Regions from separate parts of the Homo sapiens genome. Here regions 1 and 2 are each linked to region 3. Evidence: read pairs that join two places in POLR2A ChIA-PET (ENCODE). Cell type or tissue: CD4-positive, alpha-beta T cell. All regions are shown on one strand. Region 1 overlaps PITPNC1 (phosphatidylinositol transfer protein cytoplasmic 1). Region 2 holds the start of LOC124904047 (a long non-coding RNA gene). Region 3 overlaps PITPNC1 (phosphatidylinositol transfer protein cytoplasmic 1).

The links. ChIA-PET counts read pairs that join two places held together with the same protein. Peaks named below come from ENCODE experiments on the same cell type or tissue, not always from the same donor. Only the 100,000 strongest peaks of a DNase experiment are listed, where the experiment ranks them.
Region 1: POLR2A ChIA-PET joins it to region 3 with 55 read pairs; 16 of 35 experiments call an interaction of 5 or more read pairs at or near these places.
Region 2: POLR2A ChIA-PET joins it to region 3 with 10 read pairs; 16 of 35 experiments call an interaction of 5 or more read pairs at or near these places.

The regions. Positions count from the first base shown.
Region 1 is chr17:67,389,525-67,392,024 of GRCh38, reverse strand. All of the region lies in intron 1 of PITPNC1 (phosphatidylinositol transfer protein cytoplasmic 1), which reads right to left. Among named protein-coding and RNA genes, the nearest start is that of PITPNC1, 13 kb to the right of the region's middle. RefSeq lists a silencer at 953-1,022. In CD4-positive, alpha-beta T cell, no CTCF peak of the experiment used is centred here; a DNase peak (open chromatin) is centred at 1,164; H3K4me3 peaks cover 1,144 bases; H3K27ac peaks cover 2,369 bases.
Region 2 is chr17:67,385,643-67,388,142 of GRCh38, reverse strand. All of the region lies in intron 1 of PITPNC1 (phosphatidylinositol transfer protein cytoplasmic 1), which reads right to left. It overlaps LOC124904047 (a long non-coding RNA gene), which reads left to right and starts at 2,409. Exons shown (of 2, transcript XR_007065884.1): 1 at 2,409-2,500. In CD4-positive, alpha-beta T cell, CTCF peaks have their summits at 813 and 1,012 (motif pointing left); a DNase peak (open chromatin) is centred at 962; H3K27ac peaks cover 497 bases.
Region 3 is chr17:67,439,983-67,442,482 of GRCh38, reverse strand. The region is part of intron 1 of PITPNC1 (phosphatidylinositol transfer protein cytoplasmic 1); the gene reads right to left. It overlaps LOC124904046 (a long non-coding RNA gene), which reads left to right. Exons shown (of 3, transcript XR_007065881.1): 3 at 815-2,500. Among named protein-coding and RNA genes, the nearest start is that of MIR548AA2, 30 kb to the left of the region's middle. In CD4-positive, alpha-beta T cell, no CTCF peak of the experiment used is centred here; DNase peaks (open chromatin) are centred at 662 and 1,212; H3K4me3 peaks cover 1,551 bases; H3K27ac peaks cover 2,500 bases.

The sequences.
Region 1 (2,500 bases), 50 kb after region 3:
GGGTGGTTCTCTTTTTAGAGCACGAAATACAAAAGTTATTTTCGAAGAGGAATATGATTCATTTATCAGAGTTAAACTGAAGAATGTCACTTGGTTTAATACTTAAGTAAAATGGATCATTTGATGGGAGATAAAATTTCTGGACCACTTTCTTCTCTTACTGGGACAGAACATCTACCTTTCCCTAATTATTTCCTTTGATAATCCTGAAGGGTTATTTAATCTCTAAGAAATTGGATTTTTTGGCCCGGTGCGGTGGCTCACTCCTGTAATCCCAACACTTTGAGAGGCCGAGGTGAGCAGATCACCTGAGGTCAGGAGTTCGAGACCAGCCTGGCCAACCTGGTGAAACCCCATCTCTACTAAAAATATAAAAATTAGCCGGGCGTGGCGGTGGGTACCTGCAATCCCAGCTACTTGGGATGCTGAGGCAGGAGAATCACTTGAACCCAGGAGGCGGAGGTTGCAGTGAGCCAAGATCACACCACTGCACTCCAGCCTGGATGACAATGTGAGACTCCATCTCAAAAATAAATAAATAAATAAATACATAAACTAGTTATTTTCAACATAAAAACACACAAACTAGTGCTCAGAAACACCTGGATTTGGCCTTAATACAGCAAATATAATCAGAACAGAATGTGTGTGTTTTTGTGCCTGTGTGTGTGTGTAAGATGACATGGGGCGGGGGAACAGTCTTTGGAGATTAGCGGCTTAGATTAGGTACTTAAACAACATTATTATAGGGTATCATCAAATTACATTTGTTGGCCAATCTTATTTCTCTGAGTGATTCAGTCTAGGAAAGAAACAACACCCTAAAGATGGTCAGATATGATGCTAAAGGAATTAAAAAGGGTTGATTTTTTTTTCTTTGCTCAGGAATAAACAGGAATTCTAGAAGGTCAAACTTCACCCAAACTTAAAAAGATTAAACACACACACACACACACACACACACGCTAAAAAAGTCATTAGATCAATCTGACCAAGAACTTACGCTGGCTACATGTTTAGATACATGAGTCGACTTCCACTAACGTCCGATGAGGAGTTTTAAGAGAGTCCCCTTTGTCAAAGTGCTGGGAAATGAAAGAATTAGTCACTTTCATGCTTGATGTCAGAATCTTGGTGAGCTCTGGCTTCAGTATTACTAAGTCAACAAACAGTCTTGTATAATGTGGCTCAGGCAGTCAGCCAGGAAGTGGTTGGTGACCCCAGACTCCCTCCTCCACTATGGTTTGCAAAGCCAGTGGCCAAGACAGTGTGTCCTCTGCAGTGGCGCTCTCCTCTAGCAATACGCCACCTGGGAGATTTGCCCAGCAGAACCTGGTGTGATTTTGCCATCCTAGACAGACACTATTGAGATGAGGTTTAAATAGCCAGTTAGCCACCCTTAGAATAAAGCCCTTGATGGGAAGGCTTAAGGACATCTGCCAGACAAACATCAATAAGGCAAAGGACTTACGTGCCATGTGGAACCATCTCCTCCTGAATGTGTATTCTGGGATTTATTCTGCTAACACGTGATTTCCCATTCAATGCTCACGGAAAGCAGAGATATGCACCTGGAGCCAGGGCCAGAACAATCCTAGGTTCCTTTGGAAGCTGGTTCTTCCACTCATGATGGCCACAGCCTCCATGCCCTTGTGGGGACTCCTAAGGATCCTGAGTTCTGACAAGAAAGGTTCCACAGACCCCTGCAGCCCTGTAGCTGGCCTTAGGGCAGCTATTCAAGCCATGATTACTTTTTTCCCTCTAAGTATCATGTTCTGACCTAAATTGCAGTCATTCTGGTCCAAATCTGGTAGATTTTTTTCCCACACTGCTGCAGGAGAGAACCTCCTCCTCTGGAAAGCTGTCTAAATTCAAGACAACCAGAGCCATCTCCTTATGGACGGGGACCGTAACTTTTCAATTTACACAGAATTCACATTCGGCACTCTCTGCCTCTCAATGGCTCTCTCTCTCTCTCTCTGAACATGGGTATCTATTCTGCTCAAACAAATCTGTAAGCACTTCTATTTCTAAAAAAACAGCTTTGGCCGGGCACGGTGGCTCGCGTCTGTAATCCCAGCACTTTGGGAGGCCGAGGTGGGTGGATCACGAGGTCAGGAGTTCGAGACCATCCTGGCTACCACAGTGAAACCCCGTCTCTACTAAAAATACAAACAATTAGCCGGGCGTGGTGGCACGTGCCTGTAGTCCCAGCTACTCGGGAGACTGAGGCAGGAGAATTGCTTGAACCCAGGAAGCGGAGGGTGCAGTGAGCCGAGATTGCGCCATAGCACTCTAGCCTGGGCAACAGAGTGAGACTCCATCTCAAAAACAACAACAACAACAACAACAACAAAACAAAAAACAGCTTTACTGAGATGTACTTTACATACCAATTCAATGGTTCTTAATACACTTACAGACTTGTGCAACTATGGCCATCATCTATTTTTAAATGGCAATAAAACCTCTCCAGTGTCCTCTGGCCTAGGAGCTTCAG
Region 2 (2,500 bases), 54 kb after region 3:
ATACAAGTGAAAAAATTTTAAACCTTTTACAGGAGGACATAGAGGATCAGGGTTCCTTAAAAAGTTCCTGTTTTCCTCAGCTTCTTCCTATCCATTCATTCAGCAAGTATTTACTATGTGTGGACCCTAAGTTTAAGCACCAGACCTGCACTGTCCAGTATGGCAGCCACAAGCCACACATGGTCCTTGAGCACTGCAGAGCGGCCAGTGAAACTGAGATGCGTGTCCACGGAAAATACACACCTGATTTCAAAGACTTAGTGTGAAAAAAATAAGTGAAAAGATTGTATCAGTATTTTCTCATGTGGATTACATGTTGAAAAGATAATGATGGCGATAGACAACAAACAATTAAACAAAATAAGTACAAATTGCGATAAATGCTCTGAAGGAATAAACAGGCGTGGAGAGGCAGATAATAGAGGATATAAATAGCGAGAATATTAAGGAAAAGATTATTTTATTTTATATTTTATTTTGAGACAGAGTTTCGCTCTGTCAGCCAGGCTGGAGTGCAGCCTCGATCTCAGCTCACTGCAACTTCCACCTCCCGGGTTCAAGCAATTCTCCTGCGTTGGCCTCCCGAGTAGCTGGGATTACAGGCGCCCACCACCATGCCCAGCTAATTTTTGTGTTTTTAGTAGAGATGGGGTTTCATCACGTTGGCCAGGCTGATCTTAAACTCCCGACCTCAAGTGACCCGTCTGCCTCGGCACCCCAAAGTGCTGGGATTACAGGCGTGAGCCGCTGTGCCTGGCCAGAGATTTAGATGAGGAAAAAGCTATTGTAGATGGAGTGTTCAGGAAAGACGATGCTAAGGGTGTGATGTTTCCACTTGTAAACCCATGAGTTTGGTATAAACTTTCAATTTCTAACCCAGGAGAGCAGCAGGGGCTGGGAGCATGAAAGGGCAGTAAAAGGCAGGTTGGTCAGTTGCAGGCCATCACACTGCTCTACTCCCACTGGGTCCCATGTAAATGGCGCCCCCTGGCGGTGTGCAGCCCTGCGACGCTGTTCGTTTGAATGATTTGGATGTTATTTGTAAATTAGAGGTTGCATAGTACAAAAAGTAAAGTTTCCAAGATTATTTTTCCAGACAACTCTACATTTTCCAGATACGATTGGTTTGTCCGTTTTAATATTTGTAATATATTTGCGCCTCATCCTCCTTGTAACCTACAAGAAAAATCTTCACTTGGGAATATACAAAATTCCTGATTTCTAGTCTGAAATTCTCCTTTTCCTCTCCCGGTGGGCTGAATTTGTTAAAGATACATAAAACCTTCTCAGTACAAGTTAGCTGATTTCTAGAACTCAGTCTGTTTCTCTGATACAGGGCAAAAGTGTTACCTAGTTTTCAGACTTGCCTAACACTACAGACCTCCAGGCAACAGAAAACAGGCCAAAGCCCACACAAGCCAGCCAGGGTGCTGCGATCTCACTCAGGCCGCTAAAGCAATGAACCTAGATGTACTTTTCCAGTAATTACTGCTTCTGAAAAACACATTTACTGCCTTTGTGCATACACTTTCACATTTTTAAAAACCCAAAACGTTGTGATTCCCCACTCCCCATCTCATACCTACACATCCCTAGGAGAGGGGAAGCTCTTAAAGAGGTTGAATGTTTAAACTATATTAATTTAGTTTAGGCGGGGCGCAGTGGCTCACACCTGTAATCCCAGCACTCTGAGAGGCCGAGGCGGGTGGATCACCTGAGGTCAGGAGTTCGAGACCAGCCTGGACAACATGGTGAAACCCCGACTCTACTAAAAATACAAAAATTAGCTGGACATGCTGGCAGGCGCCTGTAATCCCAGCTAGTCGGGAGGCTGAGGCAGGAGAACCCCTTGAAACCTGGGAGGCGGAGGTTGCAGTGAGCCGCGATAGCGCCACTGCACTCCAGCCTGGGCGACAAGAGCAAAACTCCGTCTCAAAATAAATAAAGTATATTAATTTCTTTTAATGCCTACAATAAATAATATTCTCCATTCGCCTGAAACGACAGCCTTACTGAAATGAATATTACTCGCTTTGCTTTGGAGTATCAGTCACACTCACGCAATCAGACACAAGGTTTCTAAATTGACTTTCAAGAGCCTTAGGAACTTCCTCCATATCACAATAAGAAAAAGCAAAAGTTAATTACTACCTACTTTTAACCAGGGTTTTGTTAACAACAGTTTGCTTCCCTGATCCCTGTATCTATCTCCTGCGCCAGGTACTTCCACCCAAGTCACTGGGAAAATGCAGCTTCCTTCATGGACAGAGTCAATTTCACTGACCAGCCAGGAGGACAGCATCTGCTCCTTGTCTGTTCCATTAGTGTTGAAAGGTTTGCACAAATCTATTTACCCGCCCTCCTTTCCCTGTGCCCGTTATGACAAAAAAAAAAACCGGAGCTTTGCCAGACAGCTAGCCAAACCTCCACTGTCCCCTGGCTGTGGAACTGTGTCCGGAGATGGTTCCTTCCGGTGGGTTCTTGGTCTCGCTCACTTCAA
Region 3 (2,500 bases):
TGCTTGTTCTTGTTTGTTTTAGGGCCCTGCCTTCTTCCCCACTGGCTGCAGAATGCCCATCCCACCCTCGTCATCTCCCACCACCTCATCCACTGGGCGGGCTTACGAGGGTTGACAATAATAGGATTACAGATTGGACAACATGAGACTTTACTCATAGTCAACTTTTTTTTTCATTGTAGAGCTTCATTAACTTTTCCACTTGGTCCACAATATGGGAGGATATTTTCATGCATATATATATATATATATATATATATATATATATATATATATATGCTTATTTTCCCCTGATCCAGCTCCAATATGGTTTGGCAGGGCAGTGCAATCAACATAGCAATAAATGAGGAGAGGCAGTCCTAAAGCAATAGTAAAAGTTTAGATGGTTAAAGAGGAGAAACCAGATTCAAGCAACATTTCTGGGGCAGAAATGAAAGAATGTGGAAATACAGCAGGTGCATGAGGCTGAGGCTCAGCTTGGGCTCAGCAGAGTTTATTCTACTCAACTAAATCACAAACGCTTCAGGGGTTACAATCCCATTCTCCTATTCTTCTGTATCATTTTGCACCCAGCTCAGTAAGTTCCTGTTAACTAATTAAGTGGAAAAGAAGAGCTTAAATCCAAGGCATACATGACTGAAGCCAGGCGTGTGCAGTTCCTACTTCATACAGCCTCTCTTGCCGAACAGCAGGGCGCACTGATGAATATTCAAAAAGTAACAACTATTAATGACGACTAAGACCCTCAAAGTGTAATAAGTTATTTTAGTGACACTCTTCTGTCACTTTTCCCCATCTAATTTCACATTCTTAGGAACAGGGAGAAGAATAATTGACGTCGGGGCTTGGCTTTATGGTCTTTACAGCTGTGATCGGATTAGAAGAAAGGCTGACAAAAGTGTTGTTTCCATCCGCCTTTTACAATCGGAGAGAATGAATGAGCTGCTTTCCAGTTTTCTGTTCCAAGTATTAACTGGATTCCCACTTCACTTTGCTTCCGTGATTTCTCCTCTGCTTATGTTAGCTTCCGTCTCACACGATATGTACATAGCCCCATCTCTGCCGAGCAAATCAGAGGCTGAGCTCTGGGCTGTGGACAGTGTCAGTGACAACAAGGGTGAGTCGTCCTCAGATGAATCATCAGGTGTGGGAAATGCGTTTGAGACACTCAAAATAACTGGGGACTGATGGGTGGCGGGGGGGGGCTTAATAAATACAAGCCTGCGAGACCTAACTTCTACACGTCTTCAGAAGGCTGAGTTGCTTTGAGAGGGAGATACAGAAGATGACAATTTGCTGCCAGTGGCTGGTCCCAGACAAGGAGCTGTGACTAAACAGGAAATCAGTTACTTAGCAGTTGAGCGGATGTTTGAGTGTTCAAAGCACAGGCACAATAGCTATACTCTGATATGTCCTGTAAAGTTAAAAACAAAGCCAGGTTAACCCTGACAGATGCACCCAAGACTGATACACTTAGGTACTACCTGGTTGCATCGCCTGGGGATCTTAATACTCTGTGAATCATTATGAATTATAATATTTAAAGCTGTTGTTTATTTGGTATTTATTGGGTGTCATAATGTTCCCAGTGCTACACAGGCGTAATTTTTAAACCACCCCAAAAGTCCTGCAAGAGGTTAGGCGTGATGGCTCACGTCTGTAATCCTAGCACTTTGGGAGGCTGAGGTGGGCAGATTTCTTGAGCCCAGGAGTTAAGAGACCAGCCTGGGTAACATGGCAAGACCCCTATCCCTATAAAAAAAATTTTTTTTCAAAAAAAAAATCAGCCAGGCATGACGGTGCATGCCTGTAGTCCCAGCTACTTGGGAGACTAAGGTGGGAGGATTACCCAAGCTTGGAGAGGTAGAGACTGCAGTGAGCCATGATGGCACCACTGCACTCCAGCCTGGGCAATGGAGTGAGACCCTGTCTCAAATAAATAAATAAATAAATAAATAAATAAATAAATAAATAAATAAATAAAAAGTCTTGCAAGAGAAAACATCTCCATTTTTCAAAAGGAAGTTACAGAGGTTGAGTAATTTGCCTGATTTCACTAAGTTGGTCATAACAGAGTTTGGATTCAAACCCAGAGCAAACGAAGGCTTAGAGGGACTAGCAACTTTTCCTTTTGAGGTCTAGATGATCTTACTTTTTGTTATTAGGGGTCAAGGCCAGGATTAGAAGGAGACAAGTGAGGTTGCGTTTGCCAGTGCGGGGTTAGAGCCTGTCTTTAGCATTTTGATATTTTGTTCATTGTAGAGTATTGTGCATTAATTTTTATTTTTTAAAAATATTGCATCAAAATATTATTTACCCTGATTTTTAGTTTTTTGGTGCCATCTTAAATTTTGAGCCCAAGGGCTAGTGTTTTACTAGCCTCACTATTCTCTAGGCTTTGCTCAAGGCTACAGACAATCTGTGATCACCTGAATTAAGCCAACAGACAGTTCTCATTTCAGACAGACTTTTCATCTTCCTCCTGCCTACCTCATACATT